Regions from separate parts of the Mus musculus genome. Here region 2 is linked to region 1. Evidence: chromatin loops called from intact Hi-C (ENCODE). Cell type or tissue: heart. All regions are shown on one strand. Each heading gives the region's core, and the rest is flanking DNA. Links, peaks and the distances in the headings are about the cores only.

The links. A loop is a pair of places that touch in the nucleus more often than their neighbours do. Peaks named below come from ENCODE experiments on the same cell type or tissue, not always from the same donor. Only the 100,000 strongest peaks of a DNase experiment are listed, where the experiment ranks them.
Region 2: a loop joins it to region 1, with 2.2 times the contacts of the local background. A loop is called at or near these places in 3 of 42 quality-filtered maps.

The regions. Positions count from the first base shown.
Region 1 is chr2:52,494,710-52,504,746 of GRCm38, forward strand. All of the region lies in intron 2 of Cacnb4 (calcium channel, voltage-dependent, beta 4 subunit), which reads right to left. Among named protein-coding and RNA genes, the nearest start is that of A430018G15Rik, 75 kb to the left of the region's middle. In heart, for the core only: no CTCF peak of the experiment used is centred there; a DNase peak (open chromatin) is centred at 5,282.
Region 2 is chr2:52,570,899-52,580,935 of GRCm38, forward strand. The region is part of intron 2 of Cacnb4 (calcium channel, voltage-dependent, beta 4 subunit); the gene reads right to left. Among named protein-coding and RNA genes, the nearest start is that of Cacnb4, 100 kb to the right of the region's middle. In heart, for the core only: a CTCF peak has its summit at 4,253 (motif pointing left); DNase peaks (open chromatin) are centred at 863, 5,853 and 8,183; H3K27ac peaks cover 2,672 bases.

The sequences.
Region 1 (10,037 bases), core at 1,168-9,167:
TTTTGTCCGGCTTCCAAGAAGACTTTAGTTTTGTAGAAGGAGATGTTACATTTAAAATCCATGCTACATCTCCCAATGAAACATCATAAAATGTACAGCAGATAACCCAAGGGAGAACTAGACAGCTACAATTCCTCCACAGCCTGCAATCAAATAATAAAGACTGAACAGGGTGCAGCTTATCTGGGCTGCAAGCCTCTGGGATGGTGCAAATGCATGCCAGATACTATGTTCTTAAATACACGCCTAAGATACTCCAGGAAAACAGAGGATTCAGCCCCATGCCCAGGAGGCCTGTAACCCTGACATCCTTCCCCCAAAATGGGGTCTTTACCAGCCAGTTGATTGTCCCCAGGCTGTTTGCTAATATATTGCACTTTATGTTTACAATTTCTCATATGCTGTGAATAATATGAAATGCACGTTACCTTCACCCGAAACACACTTTCCATATGTCAATCATCTCCCAGACTGAAATCTAACTTGCTTTGCAGCAGATGAGAACGTCTCACAGTCACAAAGAGGATGGTCTGATTGTCATAGCCAAGTGTTTACAAGCCTTAGGCAGACATTGCGCTCTCTTTAAGGCTATGCATGCATGCATGCACACGTGCAGGAGTGAGCATGTGTAAACTAATTTAACAACACAACGGTTACACATATGGTTTAGACTTTACAATAGAAAGTGGATGTCAAGCTGAGCTTATTGGCTTCTTCAAGTACAAGTTGCCATAGCACCACAGTGCCTTTACCCCATAAGTGACATTTCTCACAGCCTATAGCATCGTCCCTGACGGAGAAAGGCTCAGCATAGAGCAAATGACTAAGTGGTGCTGAGATCTGTAGACATCCAGGGCAGGGAAGCCTACATGCCAGGATCCAATCAGTGACCACACACGCAGATATATCATCTTCTGTCTGAAGCAAGCTCTGAAACCACTTGTACTGCGGGAGAATATTCTACTTCTTCTGTCAAGTTCGTCCTCAGCTCTGCAGCAGCCAAATCACACTCTCACCTACCTACTTGGCAGCTTCTAGCAAAGGCGAGAAGACTCAGAATGTGAAAACTGGCATTTTCCTCAAAACAAACAAACAGATAAGGAAATCAAGGGGCATTAGTAAAAATTAGGGATACACTACACCGATAAAAATTACTCAGATGCATGTTTATTCTTGGTCCCAACTGAAGCACAGACCATGGTGTCAGAAAGCTTAAAGAGAAGAAACCCACCCCCCCACCCCCCTGAGAGGAGCATCACTCACTTCAGCACAGAGTTTTTAAAATTAGGAAGTGGTTTTGGACATTGGCTTCCCTGTGAATAGAGAAGAGGGAAAAAAATCATGTCTCACTGTTTTGCAGGGGTGAAAAAAAAAACCATTGCCCTTTGTGTTATTGCCTAAGTAGAAATCATTATTGAGCATTAATACCTATATAAGCTCAAAAATACATCAGTGTTCCCAACCCCTGGGGCCTTTCATGGAAAGTTCATCTTTGTCAGAGTTACTGTATTTTTAGGAAGCACCCGAGACGCTGTAATTGATGAGAGTAAAGAGGGAGAAAATGCTTAGGTTGGGGATTCTGTTGCTGTTTTGTCTCTAAAGAGTGAGGGCCCAGTCTTAGCCCAGCAATGAGTGGCACTGTTGGGTGTGATAGGCCTAAGACAGTTCCTAGTTGCCCAGCTTCACCTTGCTCCACCCTAGGCCCACTCACCAGCTCCCCTTGTGCTAAGCTAACAAGCCAGTAGCTCCCTCACTCCCCAAATGCCCCAGATAGAGAGGTTTTACCACCTACATGAGCGTCAGTACTTTCATCCCAATGCCTGCAATGTGTTGAAAGCAAGGGTGCGTCACCTTCAGAGTGCTCCCCATAGACCAGCTCAGTTGGCACTCATGCCTTAGGGAGCATACGCCATTCCTGTGCTTGTGCTATGTGCTAGCTGTCTCCGGTCTGCGGATCTCCAGCCCCCACCTTACATACCCTCGGACTGCAGAGTGGATTCATCTCTTTTCCTTGAGGTTAAGCCCGTACTTGCCAGTATCAGTGCTTATTGAAACATGAATGAGGAACTAACTTGTAGATGCGGGAGAAACAGAAGAAAGACCACGAGCGAGGACACTAAACTGCAATTAGACAGGTACAGATGTCTGCATAAAGCCACATTTCATGTTAACAGCGTTTCCACGATCAAATCTTTAATATACTGACTGCCAAAGAAATAGAAGTGGCCCAAGTCACCTTAGAGAGAAATATTTGCTATCACTAAAAATAAACCTTTTATTTCTGAATAATTTTAGATTCCCCTCCTGTAACGTTAGACACCTTAGATAACCAAGTCTCACATATCACAACTTTAAAAAATGATATTGGCTTCTCATTTATTATTATTTTTTAATTTAATTTAATTTAATTTTTATTTTATGCACATTGGTGATTTGACTGCACATGTGTCTGTGTGAGGGTATCAGAGTCCCTAGGACAGGAGTTACAGTTGTGAGCTGCCACATGGGTGCTGGGAATTGAATCTAGGTCTTTTGGAAGAGCAGCCAGTGCTCTTAACTGCTGAGCCATCTATCTCTCCAGCCCTGGATCCTCATTTTTAATAAAATCTCAAGCATTTATCAGATTTCACCAGTGTTCTCTGATTTCTTTTATAATCCCTGAGATTCAGGATAGCATTATTACTTTGAGTATATGCTTTTAAAACTCAAATACTAATAGATCCTGAATAAAGCTGCTCCAATCCAACATCTCAGCCATTTTTGCCATTTTGTCTCCTTCATTCCACGTGTGACAGACAGGCCAGGGAAGCCATCAAGTCAAGCGCTGCTTCAAACGCACCACAGCTATGAGTTGAGGTTAAGGCTAAGAATACTTCAATCAGGTCAGCGCACCATTTTTAATTAAAAGAAACTGAGACAGAGAAATAGCAAACTGGACCCAGCAATAAAGAGCATCATGCACTTGTGTTTCAGAGGGCTCATGGGTGGATCAAAAGTCCTCAAATCCTCCTCAAGGGGCTTTGGTGGTCTGGGTTAGAAACAAGGACTGCAGATGAGGAAGTAAAGACGGCACCTGCTGCTCCAGAAGCCCGAGCAAGGAAGGCATAGGGAGACAGGCACAAGGCACCAGGAGAGCCGCCTTTCAGCAAAGGACTTTTCCAGGCGCACCGGGCACTAACGGCAGAAAATAAGGTGCTCATTTGCTGCTGCTATCCATGTTCCAGGCCTTACAGGATAAAAAGTGATGTATTTAGGGCAAGGTGGTGAACTTGAGCACTTTGGGAAGTTTGAAAGCAGACACCATGGAGGGACCATTTTGAAGGCAAAGAGAAGTTGTGCTTTTTTTTTTTTTTTTTTTTTTTTTTTTTTTTTTGCCTGATGATAGAGAAGGGAGGTTTTAGTCTTGCTGCAACAGTCGGGATGGTTAAGGCCACTCAGAATACCTGAGCAGGCATTCTCAGGACAGGGCTGCTAAAATCGGCCTCCCAAGTACCTCCCTGGCACCCTTTAGCCTTGCTAGGTCGCAGGGATCAGCCACATGAAGGGATGCGGAAGACCCTGGGAACCAAGGAAGGAAGGGTTACAAGTGATGAAAGAGTTACAAAGATCACGGCACAGAAATCTGGGTCAACCCATGGGGAGACAGACAGTCAAGGGGAGATTTTCAAGGATAGCAGGCACAAGACCTATATGAGATCATGCCAGCCAAAATCCTATCCCCAAGGGGGAGGGGCTCAGGGAGACCCACCCTTATCTGAGGAGCCATTGGCAACTGATGGCTGCAGGGGGGGGGGGCGGGTGGGAGATGTCAGTATTGTTCAAGAATGTAGCCTCTGAGAGGCTACCCATGATCCAGGGTAGGTGGCTATACATCCATACACAGACAGGCAGCTCTCAGTGGACTTTGTGGGTTTAAAAATATGAACATGTGAAGTTGGGTAGGAATGACAGCGGGGGGGGGGGGTGGTGAAGGAAGAGGAGGAGGAGGAGAAGGAGAAGGAGAAGGAAGAGGAGGAGGAGGAGAAGGAAGAAGAAGAAGAAGAAGAAGAAGAAGAAGAAGAGGAGGAGGAGGAGGAGGAGGAGGAGGAGGAGGAGGAGGAAGAGGAAGAAGAGGAAGAAGAGGAAGAAGAGGAAGAAGAGGAAGAAGAGGAAGAAGAAATAATAATACAAGATGCTTGGTAGAAGTAAGGATGTTGCAAATGTGCTACAGTCCACAGGACAGGCCCAGAGGAAAAGGATCTGGCATGAAAAACCAAGAGTCCCAAAGTTCAGAGACTCTGGCACTTAAATGCCACCCTGTCTTAATGAGCAAGTTATTTGTTCAAAGTTAAGAGGAGTCATTTGGAAAGCTACTTATGCTGTCAGATTCGCAACAATCAGCTAACGGAACTCAGCTTGCCTTTGGCACAAACACGTCAATAAGAAGACAGGTTGAATGTGGATTCTCACCCACCGTCAGTCAACAGTCCTCAGATGTCCGGAATAGTGCCCCGTTGTGAAAGAATGAAGCCACACTGGATTAAAAGGTGACTTGCCCATTTGGAAGGCTTTAGCAAGACTGGCTGACTCTCTGTGGGATGTCCATCTGCTCTGGGGTCTAACTTTGAAGTTCCAAACGACCCCATGGTGAACTTGAGTCTAAAATGTATTGGCAATGGGCTAAAAAAGAATAAGTAGGTCAGAAGACTGATCAAAGCTCAGTCCGAGATAAGCACACAGTCGGAAGTCGTGAGGCAGAGTGAGGAGGCTGCGCTGGGATCTGAACCAAGCTCTGGTGTACTCTGCTTGCTCTTCTCGTCTACACGCATTGTGCACAACTCGGAAAGCATTCTGGGAGCTGACCGGGAGCTCCACCGTACCGCCATTGTACCTCCCCTTCTCAACATGGCAGAAACGAATGTTTGGAAACAAAACCCAGGATAGGCAGGGTAGGGAAATACAGGTGCTATAGTTTTCTCCCTAAGATATATACCTCAAATTTACTTTCTCTGCCAGAACAGACATGGCCCATGTCTTCCTGTTGCCATACAGCTGTGCATTAGTTTTGTTTAATATAGCAGGCATTCAGCCAGTCAAAATATGCATTAAGCACGGAATCACACACTGGGCATAATGGAATTGGCAAGCGCGTATTATGTCTTCCTCTCCAAATGTCTTACATCAAGTAAAGAGAGCGGCAGGCCTGTAGTGAGCGGGAGACAAATCTGGATGTCTCTGGAGACCCATTTACTTTCCTTCCGCTGCTAGCTTAGCAGAGGCAGCTCGGCAGCTGCCTCAGCTGTACCAGAAAATACCAACACTGGGTCCCTGAGCAGCATCTCTCTTTCTAATAAGGCCACTTCCCTAAACAGAGAGCTTCCAGAGTTACATAACAGCACCAATGTTCCCTGGCTACTGAACCTATAAATACATTGAGCATAACTGCCAGGCCTGTGGCTAGCGTGCAGGCAGGCAGGCAGGCAGGCATCCATGCCTAGCTTGTGTGGTGATACAGGAGCACACACTGGTGTGGGCATAGCCGTCAGAGCTGACAAAGGCATGTGCACTCTATCTTTACTCTGTGTGCAGAGGCTGCAAAATTCAAAAGCTTTCTGTTTGCCCACAACAGATTCGAATAGTAATTGGTTGAAAAGTGTTTCCCCAAACCAAAAGGTAGATGACTGAATCTGTGTTGCCTGGAGCTCTGGGAACCGTGGAAGGGTTCAACTTGAGCTGACTATGAAGACGGGCTCCAGGCCAGGGCTGCCTCAGTTCCCAGGTGCTAAGGGATTCACTTCTCAACTGCTCTGGGACCAGGCTTAGTCAGGCCTTCTGGGAGTTCTCTCTAATCAAAGGGGGTAGGCTGGATAAAGTTCTGGATATGAAGGCACTCACCTCCATGGTAAAGTTACTGAACAAAGGCCTTAGGCACAGCATGTTTCAGAAACACTCACCCTTATAAAGTGGTTTGTGATAGAGCCAGTAGTAACAGTGACCCCTCAGGCCTTCAGCCCCAAACTTTCCCCTTTGCCTCCACATCACAAATGCTGGGCTGTCCGTCCTTACTTTCTCCTCCCACAACCTGATCCCTCTTAATTTTCACACTTTTAGGAGGTGGTAGCTCCAAGTACAAATAACACACACACACACACACACACACACACACACAAAGCCTTCCTCTGATCCATGTACAGTATTTAAACCACTGTATGCAGAAACTATCAGCCACAGCTTCCTCCTTAGTGTCGGCAATCTGAAAAGCTTCCTTGCACAGACCTACAACAGAGATTAGCTAAACCCATCTCCTTGTGAATTTCCAGGCTACTGCTGGTGAACCTCCACTGGAGCCTGCAGCCCACCCAATCCCAGCTTTTCTGTGCTCTATCCTTCTTTATTCTCCCTGCCCCTGCCAAATCAACTCCAAAGCCACCCAAGTGCCCAGACTGGAATTTTTCCTGTGCAAAAGTAAGAACCTGAACTTTCTTTGAAAACATTGTCCCAGCCTGCATTATCGCTATCTTGTTTTCCTTCCTGTCCGTGATGAGCACCAACTACGGCAACAAAGCCTCTTGCAGAGGTTGTGATCTCCAAAACAAATGCCTTCTGATTCGCTTCTCCTCTGTTTGGTGATCCTGGTGCCGTACTCAGTGAGTGACCTAGCAATTTAGAAATTATTAGAAACTGGAATATGTTGTTCCTGAGTGAATACTAATGGAGAGGAATAAGACGGTTGTAACCAAACAGCTTCATGTTTCTTTCCTTTTCTTTAACCTCAACAGTCTGGGGTCTTCAGAGCCAGCTCAGATATTGACTTATTAACTCTAAGTCTGATACTTATCATCTACGTATAACATAGGCATATTGGATAGCATAGACAAATATATGTACTATAATGTATAATTTGGTGTTTTAGTTTACCAGGAAAGAATGTCCACTAAAACACGCATTCTGACTGTGATAATACTAAGCAGGCAAAACAATGCTAAGTGCCTAGGCTACGATGCATCTTCAAGAGTCTGAAAACTGGCCTTAGAATCTGTAGGGTTTTTTTTTTGCCAAGTTAAAACATATCTGATTAGTTTAGGAAACTGACAGTTTTACAAACAATATCCTTTAGAAACAAGCCCTAATTTATTTATTTCCCTTTCTTTCTTTCTTTCTTTCTTTCTTTCTTTCTCTCTCTCTCTCTCTCTCTCTCTCTCTCTCTCTCTCTCTCTCTTTCTTTCTTTCTTTCTTTCTTTTTTTGTGGGATTTTTGAGTCAGGGTTTCTCTGTGTAGCCCTGGCTGTCCTGGAACTCACACCGTAGACCAGGCTGTCCTGGAACTCAAAAATCTACCTGCCTCTGCCTCCCAAGTGCTGGGATTAAAGGTGTGAGCCACCACTGCCCGGCAAGCCCTAATTTCATAATCTACCATCAATGACAATTACAAGCATCAGTTGATAAACCTTGTTAAAAAGCCATGTGGATGGCAGCAGCTGAGGCAGTGCTCATCAGCAGGCTCCATTTCATCTCTCCTCGCTACTGCTGCCTGAACAAACGACCAGGAGCCAGTGGTCTAAGCCAACACAGATTGTTACTTCATAATTCTGGAGAGTCAGAAGTCAGAAACGGAGCCAGGCATAGTAGCTTAGGTCTGAAATCCCAGCGCTAGAGAGGCAAAGTCAGGAGGATTGTCACGAATTTGAACCCAACCTGCGCTACATAGTATTAGGCCAGCCAGGGTTACATAGCAAGACCATATTTCAAAAAACAAAACAAACAAACAGAAAAAAAAAACAAAAAACAAAAACTAGAGAGGGAGGGTCCAGGAAAGGGACAAAGGGAGGAATGAAGGGTTTATAAGACTAATGACATTTCCAGTGCTAAAAGAAAGGGAGGACGGGATGGGCAAATGTGAGTTTTACTGGCCTAAAATTAAAGTGTCAGGACAGGCATGCTCCTTGGGAGGTCCCCAGGGAGAATCTGTTTTGCCTTTGATTCCTGTAAACCACCTGCCTTTCCTGACTCACAAACCCATTCCTTCAATTCAGAAGAAGAAGAAGAAGAAGAAGAAGAAGAAGAAGAAGAAGAAGAAGAAGAAGAAGAGGAGGAGGAGGAGGAGGAGGAGGAGGAGGAGGAGGAGGAGGAGGAGGAGGAGGAGGAGGAGGAGGAGGAGGAGGAGGAAGAGAAGAAGAAGAAGAAGAAGAAGAAGAAGAAGAAGAAGAAGAAGAAGAAGAAGAAGAAGAAGAAGAAGAAGAAGAGGAGGAGGAGGAGGAGGAGGAGGAGGAGGAGGAGGAGGAGGAGGAGAAAGAAGAAAGAAGAACGAAGAAAGAAGAAGAGGAGGAGGAAGAGGAGGAGGAGGGGGAGAAGGAGAAAAAGCTGAGTCTTTATCACAGTGCTCTCTCCCCCTCTGTCCCTTACAAGGATTCTGTATTAGGCAGACATCCACTACTGAGATAAATGAATTCATAAGTAGAAAGTACTATTTTGGTTCATGGTTTTGGAGGTGTCAAGTCCATGGCTGGTTGGCCCTATTGCTTGAAGAGAATCAGTTCATCATGGCAGGAGTGCATGATGGAAGCACACGTTGGAGCAAGGCTGCTTGTCTTGTGGTCAGGAAGAAAATCGGATGAGGCAGGATCCCACTATCCCTTTTATGCTCACAATAACTCAAGAGCCATCCAGGAAGTCCAACCTTTGAACAGTTCCACACCTCACAATTAGGCACCAAACCTTTAACATGTGGAGTTTAGGAACTCTTAAGATCTAGACTATACCCAACTCCAGTGATTGTGCTGGGCCCCGTGGGATAACACCAGATAACCCACCTGCCTCAGACCAACCTTTTGTCATGAACCAAACTGCGATTGTTTGAGTTTGCCCTCCAGAAGCTTCTATGTTATTAATTCAATGCTGGGGGAGGCATTTGGATCATGGGCATAGACTCCTGTGACTGGATCAATGCCTTCTTCTTTGAGTGAGTTCTAGTTTTCCTGGGCTGAAGCCAGTAGGGGTATAAAAGCATACTTGTCTTCCACTGCTATATTTTAGTTTTCTCTCTCTCTCTCTCTCTCTCTCTCTCTCTCTCTCTCTCTCTCTCTCTCTTTCTCTGACTGTGCCACTGTCTATGTCTTGCCTTAACATGACATAGCAAGATCCCCTCAACAGAAGCCAAGCTAATGCTGGACTTGGGTTTCTCAGACTCTAAAACTGTGAAATAGACACAGTAGTAAGAACTGGAATCCCAGAACTTTGGAGGTAGACACAGGATAATCAAGAGTTCAAGGCCAGCCTTGGGTGCATACGACCTTTGCTTCTAAACTAAAATTTAAAACAAAAACAAAAACAAAACACTGTGAGGGAAGACCACTCTGTCTCTGACTCTGTCTCTCTGTATGTCTCTGTCTCTTTGTATGTCTCTCTATCTGTCTCTCTCTCTCTGTTTCTCTCTGTATGTCTTTCTGTCTCTGACTCTCTGTATATCTCTGCCTCTGTGTCTCTCTCTCTGCATGTCTCTATCTACCTCTATCTCTGTCTCTGACTCTGTCTCTTTGTATGTCTCTCTGTCTGTCTCTCTATGTGCCTCTGTCTCTCTGTCTTTGCCTCTCTGTAGGTCTCTGCCTCTGTGTCTCTCTCTGCATGTCTCTGTCTATCTGCCTCTATCTTTGTCTCTGTCTCTCTGTCTCTGCCTCTGCCTCTCTGTGTACCTCTGCCTCTGTGTCTCTCTCTACATGTTTCTGTCTAACTGCCTCTATCTCTGTCTCTGCCTCTCTGTATACCTCTGCCTCCGTGTCTCTCTCTGCATGTCTCTATCTGCCTCTATCTCTGTCTCTGCCTCTGCCTCTCTCTACCCAGTCTGCTATAGCAATAGAAAACAGATTAAGACGCTGACACCCTCACAGTCTTCTCCCTATATCAAGTTCCTATGAAGTGTTCCCTGTGAGAAGCGGGAACTTCCAAGATTCACAGCATTTCCAGTGCCAGACGTTTGATGTTACTCTGGAGCTTCTTGACAATCAGAAATTTCAGAAAGATATTAATAAAGGCAGTTGTAGTTTGTAAACTCAAGAACTTGGT
Region 2 (10,037 bases), core at 598-8,597, 76 kb after region 1:
GGTGGGACAAGCAGAGGGACCAGACCAGGGAAGGCAGATTGACAGCTACCATCCTAGGAGGATGAGGGGTCTAAATGAACTCTTAGCAATCACTAGCACGGGGAGCTCTTCATGAGTTATTTTTATGTTTCTTCCTTCTCCTCTCAGGTGCTAAACGTGGCCACTCCTACTACCCCAGAACCCGTCATGGAAGAATAGATAGGGGAGAAATGTAAGTGCTGACAACGTGTGTGTGCAGTAACTATTGGGTCAGAGGGCATGGGTGAGCCAAAGACTGTGGAAAATTTGCACTTGATTTCCCAGCAAGAAGAGCAAGGGACTGGTTTTACTTTGGTAAATAAAATGGGGGTTCCAGTGAATTCTTGTGTCCTTTCTGGAAAATTACCACCATGCTCCGGCGTCAGTATGCCAACCGAAGAATTAACTGACAATTGGTGGATAGGCTATCTGAACTTGAAAAATTAAATCTTCATGTTGCAATAAACATTCTTTAAGATATACAGCTGCAGTCCAGCGGGTACTTCAACTGGCTCGCTTGGTTGAAACTACTTTGCCTGAGGTTGGGTTGTTTCTTCCATGGACATCACCCTCAAAAAAAAAAAAAAAAAAAAAAAAAGCCTCAGGCCAGGAAAAACCAAGGCACAGCACTAAGCACCATCAGCTGCGGTGACACATTCCAAAGGAAGGGAGTCTCTCTGGTGCTTTGAGCTAAATTAAAGGGGCATTATTAGCAAGACAACCAGCTCTGGTGCTGAAAGTAGCAAACAGGACACACACCCGAGACTGCAAGTCACAAGGTCGCACCTTCACACCTAAGCACTGGCAAGTGTCACCGCAAACCACCACACCCGCCCTCTCCCCTCTCTTCCTTTATTTTACTGTCTAAATTTAGTGCCACTTCAGAAGCTGCTAGCTCAGATAACTGAGTAAGGGTGTGCGTGCAGGAGAGTGATTCACAGGGCCGGTGGGGCCCACCAAGCTCAGCGGCTCCCCTTTTGTAGATTTCCATTTATAGTGACAACGTCTCTTTCACTATGCACTATCCATCTTCGGCTGCTCAGATAATCTCGCTAAAAACAACTCTTTACACATAACCATCAGAGACAGGGCTTCTCTCTTAAAATTCTGAGTCCACGAGATCTTTTTTCAATGTTCTCTTCCTTACCAAATAATCTATCACCAACTGAAACACAGCGGTCTGAAAGGCTGGACGACGAGGATACAGTTAGTCTAGAAATCAGAGTAAATTAGAAATCTTCCTGAAAAGTTACTGGAGTTTATAAACTGTAGATTAATGTCATCGTGTATGGTTTTTCCCCCAAACAAAAATCAAAGAGGACAACAGACAACATCAAAGGGACAGACAAACCCAGCTTCTTGTCCAAGGATAAAACTCCAATCATGCCTCTAACTGCCTTCTCAATTCCCCTCCTTCCGCAGTTCTCACCCCACGGGTCCCTCCAGGCCTTACCCACCCATGCTTTGATTCAGTACATGGGCTTTTCCCATTTCACCAACTCACACGAAATCAAAAACCTTTTCCGTACTATGCTGAGGCGGCTAACAGACAGATGAAGGAAATCCCAGCTACTCACATTACAGAGATTACCTCAGGCCACCTTCCAGCCTCTCACTTTAGTCAGTTTGAGCCGTTATCAAAAAAAAAAAAAAAAAAAAAAAAAAAAAATACCTGCAAAGACTCAGCCAGGCAGTGGTGGCACACTCCTTTAATCTCAGCACTCAGGAAGCAGAGACAGGAAGATCTCTGAGTTCAAGGCCAGCCTGATCTATAGAGTGAGTTCCAGGACAGTCTTGGCTACACAGAGAAGAGGAGAAGAAAGAAAGAAAGAAAGAAAGAAAGAAAGAAAGAAAGAAAGAAAGAAAGAAAGAAAGAAGGAAGGAAGGAAAGAAAGAGAGAGAGAGAAAGGAAGAGAGAGAGAAAGAAAGAAAGAGCAAAGACTAATTTGTAAAAACTTGTTTTCTGATATGCAAAGGCATAATTGGCAGTTTGAAGATGGATGTGAGGTTCAAGGTAGGTTGCAAAGGCTACCTGCAGTTTCATATTCTTGTAAACTCCACTGTAAACCAGATAATAAAAGGGCCCATAGTCCCTGGCCTATAGACTGCAGTTGACTCTGGATGGAAAGAAGTGGCAGTTTGAAAACTCATACCAGGTGCTCGCTGCACTTTCTCCTGGTGCCTCGGCAGCAGGGTATAGAGAGGACACTAACACCTCCCTCTCCCTCTCCCTCTCCCTCTCCCTCTCCCTCTCCCTCTCCCTCTCCCTCTCCCTCTCCCTCTCCCTCTCCCTCTCCCTCTCCCTCTCCCTCTCCCTCTCCCTCTCCCTCTCTCTCTCAATATAAGGCTCAGGCTACCCCAGGATTCACCCTATCACCTAGGCTGACTTTGAACTTGAGATAATCCTTCTGCACCTGCTTCTCAAGTGATGGGATTTGCACGTAAGAGTAGGCCCCGACATTAATACCATCTTGAAGCTCTACCCTCAAGACTTAATTACATCCCAAGACCCCCACTCCAAATGCCATAACGCTGGACATGAAGGTGTCAATGTCTGACTTCCCAGGGAGTCACAAACATTGAGCCCAAAAGGACTTTCTGGCACGCCATCCATAACTGCCCTCGGCTTCCCTCCGGCCACAGGAATCTTCCACAGTCTTTTTCTCTCTTTATCTCTCTTTTTGCCACTAACAGACAATTTGTGAACAAATTATTTCACAATCTGCTCCATAGGTCGTAAACATAAGAGTCAACTTCCTGTTCTGCCCAGAAGACTAAGCCTCTTTCTAGTCCATTTGTCAAGAAGTCTCCTTCCTCCTCTTCAGTCTGAGCCACCCGTGTTCAGAACTGCAAAGTATCAGCCTCAACATAAACTCTGAGTGCTCTCTCAATACAACTGGCTAGCCTCACTTATGCACAGCAGTATACCAATACCCCGTTAATCTCATATACCAACCACTTCTCCCTGGCTCCTTTTCCAGCCATACACCTCGGTCTGCCTGTCCTTCGCGGCCCATATTGAGAGTGTATCTATCACTACCACTGGCCCACAAGGCTTCATTTGTCCCATGTTCTTCCTTTATCCTAATCCAGCCTTCATCTCCACCTTGACTCAAACCGCCCTTGCAAAGCTTACAGGTGAGCTCAGTCACCGTGTTTAACAGTCCTCACCTGACTCCTGGTGCTGCTGGCCTCCCTTCTGCTAGACATTCTCCTGTTTCCCTGTGTCTGTGGCATGTCTCTCTGGCTTGGCTTCTAGCTCTCAGGTCATGGTTTTTCAAGTTCCTTTGTTGGGGCTTTGCCTCTGGCCACCTCTCAAATATTTTCAGAGATCTACCTTCCATAAGTAGATATGCCTAGTCAAATCTGGATTTCCAAAACCACCAATTTGGCTGCTCAGAACACATCCCTCCTTGGATGTCTGACAGCTAGGTTGGACTTGTCAGGTCCAGTTAAAAACTTATCACCATTTTCTTCCAAATCGAGCCCCTGTTTATAACAAAGAATAATACCATCTGCCCAGCTGGAAATGTGAAAGCCATTCCTCACTCTGTTGACCTTCCTTGCCACTGAACTCCAGTTTGCTATTCTTCACCCTAACAACTGCTGAATGCTCTTTTTCTCCAGTTCCTTCCTGGCTCTTCCCTAGCTCACACCTCCTTTTTGGTCATACCGCAACCTTACATGCCACGCACATCTTGACTATCAACACAGTCAACAAATGACAGCTCAAATGGTAACCACAGTACCTTATCTATGAGATAAATTGTGAACTCTTGGGCTGGTAAGATGGCCTGGGGGTTAAAGGAAGTTGCTGCCCCAATGACCTACCTATGTTTGATCCATGGGCGTGGTGGAAGGAGCAAGCACTTCCTCGCTCCCTCAAGTTTTCCTTTGACCTCTTCACAAGTCCAAAGACATGCGTGCACACATACACACAAATAAGCAAATACTGTCTTTTAAATGCGAAGTTCAAAACATGGTTGGGGATAAGATGCCCCGTTCTGGTGTGCCCAGCCCCATCTCTCGTTATGGTTCCCCATACAGCCTTCCAGGTCATCCCATGCTGGGGTTCCCAGTGCTTATACTTAAGTGCTCCCAGATGTCTAAGCACATTCCCTGAGCATCCTTCCTCAAACAAATGCTCTACCTTCTTCACACCCCCTCATGGGTCATGTGAAAATCAGTCTAGACAATTCTATCTGGAAGCCCTGCAGAAGGGAGCCATCTTGTGGCTCCACCCCACCACTTCAGTTAGGATTACCTGTCTGCTGTGGGCTTTCCCAGGCTCAGGCAGGAACCGGCACACCAGGAAGAGCTTCAACTCCAGGAAGGACGGGCACTGGACAGCACAATATTTGGTTATTTGACCACTACCACAGTACCTGCTGGACAGTCTCACTCAACATCTTTAATAGAGTTTTCCAAGGTCTGGGACTAAATTTCGCCATCGGTAAAGAACATTTGTATTGAACACATCTGATTCGTTTTATACTCTCTCTGGCTAACATTGTGGGCACATGTATCATGGATCCTAAGGAGATGCAATTTCATGTGAGCAAGCAAACAGAACAAGGAAGTAATCAGTCAGCTACATTACGAGGAGATAAAGAAAAACCAAGGAGCTGCTTCAAAACTGCTCAATAAGACAGCACGTAGGACCACCGAAACCTTGAGAATATCTGGATAAAATGTCCTTTTAAATGTTATCTTTTAACTGGGAATGCTGGTTTGTCTGTATGAAATGGCAATGCCTAGTAAGACTAACTTTGCAATGGCAAGCATAAGAAAGCAAATTATATTAAAACTGCTTAGCCTGTTTCTCTTTAAACCTGTCCTAACATCAGAAGGTCTCTGACGGGAGCCTCTTTGTGATAAGGCTCAGATTATCTCCAACACATGACTGTCATAAAAGCCCTTTGGGAAAGGCTGTGGCCTTCAAACTTGGGAGGTGAGCCACTCACCTCTTCTAACTAACGCACACTTTAGTTCCAGATTAGCCTTGATTCTGAGAACCGTGATTCCATTTTTGGAGGTCCAGTTTGGCTCTTATTAATCGATAACTAGAACCAGCAACCCTGGATTGACCGGAGTTCAGCCTGGTGAGTCGCTCTTCCCTGGAGCTTGTTTGCATGGCTCTACGGTGTTCTCGGGGCTATCTTCACATGCTGGCCCTAAACAACCAGAACAATCGCTTTCCATTCTTTATCTACCTGGAGACACACAGTTGAGCAGACAACCCTCCACTGCGTCCTCTTACACATGATTTTACACAAATGGTTCTGCACTGGGAATGGACTCTAGTTGTCAAACTCTGAAAACGTGCCAAGTAGCATGTCAATAACTACAGATGAGAAATTTAAAAATAAAGAGACCCTGCAGGCCAAAGCAGAGAGTCTGAGGGTCTTTCTCTACCATAATAATAAGCACCGGAATCCGCTCCTTCAGGCTTTCTGACTTCCAAATTTAATTTCTTTCTTTTTTTTTTTTTTTTTTTTTTTTACACTTGAAAAAGTTATCTTTCCAGGAAATTCAAAGAAGAGTTTGAAAGAAGTGTTAGTATTGGCTCCCTCATCTTCCTGGGATGGTAGCTGTCAATCTGCCTTCCCTGAGAGCGAAACCTCAGGTCTTCCAGAAAGATCACAAGATATGAGAGTGAGGGAGACAAGAGATGGGATCAGAGAAAGAAGGAAGGCCAACCAAGGGTATATCGCTGCTTACAAAAGCTTGCAAGTGGGCTTGGTGCCATGAGACACACCAAGTAACAAAACCTGCCCTCAAAGGACAGCGGGCTGATGCACTTAACTGTCAACACTCCTGCCCTATTGGCAGAGAGGAAGTGACCAGTCCTATCTGAGGACAGGCTTGGCTCAAGCAAGCTCTTCTGACATCAAGGGAGAAAACCTTTGAGTTCCAAGAAGTAAAAGAAGCAGGCTGCACATGGAGGAACTGTCTATCTCAGCTGAGCTGAAGTTGAAGGTGAGCCAGGAGAGGATGCATGAAGCCCCAAGAGCCAGCTTGACCTCAGGCTAAGACTCTCTTGACTTATTTGTGTATGGTATATGCATGTGCAAGCATGTGGCCATCAGGATGTCTCCCTCTATTACATTCTACCTTATTTTTTTCTGAAATGAGGTCTCTCACTGAACCAGAAACTCAATCTCTCAGCAAGTCTGGCTGGACAGGGAACCCCTGTAGCCTGCCTATCTCTGCCCTTACCCAGTAACGTGATTATAAGTGGGTACTACGGTGCCTGGCTATGTGTGAGCCAAAAAATCCAAATTCACATTTTCATGTTTAGCCAGCAAGCCGTTTCTTCACTGAGCCATTTCCTCAGCCCTGGAATAAGACTGTACATGCTGATAGGGGGAGGAGGGCAAGTATCTTGAGACAAAGTCCCATGTAGCCCAGGCTGTCCTGAGAATGACCCAGAACTCCAGTTCGTTGAGCCACAGGTTAGTAGGATTACATGCACGGGCCATCACCATGTTAGATTCGTTATTTTTTAAAAAGTGCTTTTCTCTTCCATTTCCCCCATTCCCCCCCCGCCCTGGGGGGGTATGAAACAATAAACGCACATTCGCTCCTTGCTTTATTAGTTTTTCTTTCAAGGATGAAGAATGCAACATTAAAGCAATTATAGACTTGAGGGACTTAGTAAAATGATGTCACGAAAACAAATACAACAGACACTGGCCAGAACTCTTGCCAGGGTGAGTTCCTCCGACGAGGTCCCCGGAAGGCCCTGACTTCTCAGTACAAAGTTCCTGGTCTCTCCAGAAATAACATAGCTGCTTCCCAGACCATAATAACATGATTCTCGGGTTATTCAAATGCAAGCCAGCTCCCAAGGAAGCCATATGCTGCCCACAGGTCAAGTTAGAAATGCAATGCTTCCTATCATTTCTTACGTTACTCAAGGGGACTCATTCTGTTGTCCTAGGAGACACTGACACCCTCAAGCACTTAGCCAGTGTGAACTGAACATGGAACACCCTTTGAGTGACTTTCACTTCTCCAAAGACTAGGTCAAGCTGTGTCACTAAAGAGGCCTTGAAAAGATTCTACAGCCTAGATGGTTTTCTAAGCCATGCACACAGCAAAACCTCAGTTCTATGAACTGTCAAAATGACACCTTCGTCAGCTTCCAAATTCAGTCATCACCACCTGGCGCCCACTGGCAGGGCTGTGTGAGTGGATCTCACAAGGTTCTCAACTCTGGTACACTCTTCCGGAAGTGTGAGAAGTCAGGACAAGGATGCCTCTCGAATAAGGTCAGGCTCTGAAACATAGTTTTGGTACATACCTATATCCAGAAGCACTCTTAGAGACAAAATAATTTGTGGATCCTATTTAGGTTTGACTCAGAAAACCCATGTGTGTGCTTGGAGACAATAATTGGAGCTTTGGGTCCAGGAGAGATGGCGCAGGAGAGGGAAATTTAGTCAAATCAGAGTTTGTAGGAAGAAGGGGGCACGGTACAAATGGACCAACATTTAGGTGAAAAGTACGCAGGCCAAGAAGACAGATTACGAGAGATACTAAAGAGTGAGTTATACACAAAGGGACATTCTCCCTCTCTCTCTCTCTCTCCCTCTCTCTCTCTCTCTCTCTCCAAACACACACACATGCACGCACGCACGCTCGCGCGCACACACACACACAAGTCAGAAGCTAGGAACCATTTTTATAGCCTCGATGAGTTGATAAAATCTAAAGGAACACATCCGAACACAAACATGCTAGTAAGCCAGCCATCCTAACGGTACAGGTTATATTTCTACCTGTTATCTGGAAAAGGGTCCCTGCTCCACAAGAGACCTCATGGGATCTTCACACAGACTAGCAGATAGGACATTCAAGCATGGGCCCTCCGCGCTTGCAAATCTTTATGACTTTTGTGCCCCAGCGAGTGAAAACAGAAAGCAGACTTAGACTTGAAGCCCACATGCTGATCACACATGGGATTAGAAAAGTTTGCAGAAACTGGCTGAAATGTTTTCCAAAGTTTATACTCAACAAAACACATTCTAAAGTACTGCTGGCCCTCCAAGTTGGCAAGCATGCTTGCTGAGAGGTTGGCAAGCATTAAGTGCCAAGGTAGCTGCCAAACCGACTCTCCCCTCAGACACACACCAGGAGTGTTCTTCAGTCCGTTGTGTAATGAAAACTCTTTCAGGCTCTCAGGCGCCAAGGTCACTGTGAGGTCAGATGAGAAAACATCCCTGGTGAGCTATTTGAATATAAGATCTGTAACTGGTAGCTGTTCAGAAACATGGCTAACACAAGAGAAGGATAATACACTAGGCTTGATAAGTGTTAACCCCCTCCAAGAAGGCCTTGAATTTGTACACGAACTGATGCGCGCGCCAATAGCATTACTAAGGCTACATCCTGGAAGAACCTGGCATTGGAGCTGTGTACACCACCCACCCAGGAATGTTCATGAGCGCTATTGTGCTTCCTGGGATGAAGAAAACGTGTCCTTGGACTGGTTTTCAATAAATATTATTTATTTCATAAATATTTATTGAAATATTTATGTCCCCAAGTAGGTTTATAGCTACCAAGTTATTGGAGAGGTGACCTGGCGAAGAAGGTCGAAGTCTACAAGAGGAGCCTGTACTTACACAATCAGAGCAAGTTGTTATTAAGGAGACTGTCTTCGTTTTGTTGTTGAATGTGTGTGTGTGTGTGTGTGTGTGTGTACATGTGTGTGTGTGCATGTGCGTGCATATGTGTGTATATGTGTGTATGTATGTGCATGTATGTGTCTGCATGTTTGCATATGTGTGTATATGTGTGTATGTATGTGTGTGTATGTGTGCATGCATGTGTGTGCATATGTGTGTATATGTATGCATGTGTGTGGTTTTGGGTGGAATTTATGTGTGTGTGTCCACATGGGGAGGGGCACAGCTGCTCATGAGTTCCCATATGAAGGCTAGAGGTCAACACTGCATCTTTGTCTGTCACTTTCCATCTTATTTTCTTATTGTTATTAGAATGACATTTATTTTTTAATGTTTTTAATTGAGATAGAATTGTATCACCTCCCCAACTTTTTCCTCTCTTTTCTAACTCCCAAGTGCCTTCCCGTGAACCCTTCTCATACCCTGACACTTTCAAGTTAATAGCCTTTTTCTTTGATCATATTTGTTTCACACATACACACATATAAATAATAGAATATATATGTATATGTAGTTATCACTTGCTGATCCCATTTTTTGTTGTTTGTGTATCTATGGTTTCATTTTGCATTGGATAACCAATAAGAGGGCTCATCCCTGAGAGAGGCTGATTCTCTCCCCAGCAGCCAACAGCCGGTAGTTCCTTTGTCTAGGGGTAGACTCTGCAAATATCCCCCCTTCCACATTAATATGCCTACTGTTCTTTCTATCTTATTTCTTGATACAGGCTCTCTCACTGATTTTGGAGCTCATAATTTTGGCAGTACTAGTTTTTCCAGGGAGCCCCAAGGATCTGCTTGTAGATGTGCCCCCACCCCCCAGTGCCACCATAGCCCACTTCTACATAAATGCTGGGGATCCAAACTCAGGCCATCACACTTGTATACCACGAGTACCTTACCCACTGAGCCATCTCCCAGCCCTTGTGGTTACCTTTCTCTAAATCCATTGACTTCAGCAGCTTACCTGGGTTCAGGGAATGCACTGCAGTAACTGATACTAGCATGGAATTTAAAACTCCATCTGCTTACATCCACCCCACAGCCTGAATAACACAATCACAGCCTCCATTTCCTCTTCTCATCTATTGAATTCGGCTCAAAAGTAGCAAATCTGAACTTAGCTTCTCTCCCATGTGTTCATTTGGCTGGGAGTGTCGAGACCTTCATGCGCTGCCCAGACAGCCAAGGATTAATGGAGGAAGAACTGGACAAGCATTGTGTCTTGGAGGTTCAGAACTGAGGACCCAGAAGCCCCGAGTATTAATGCTGGGTCAGCCCACGACTTGCCAAGTGACCTTACATAATCCTCCTGGCTTTCTCTCTT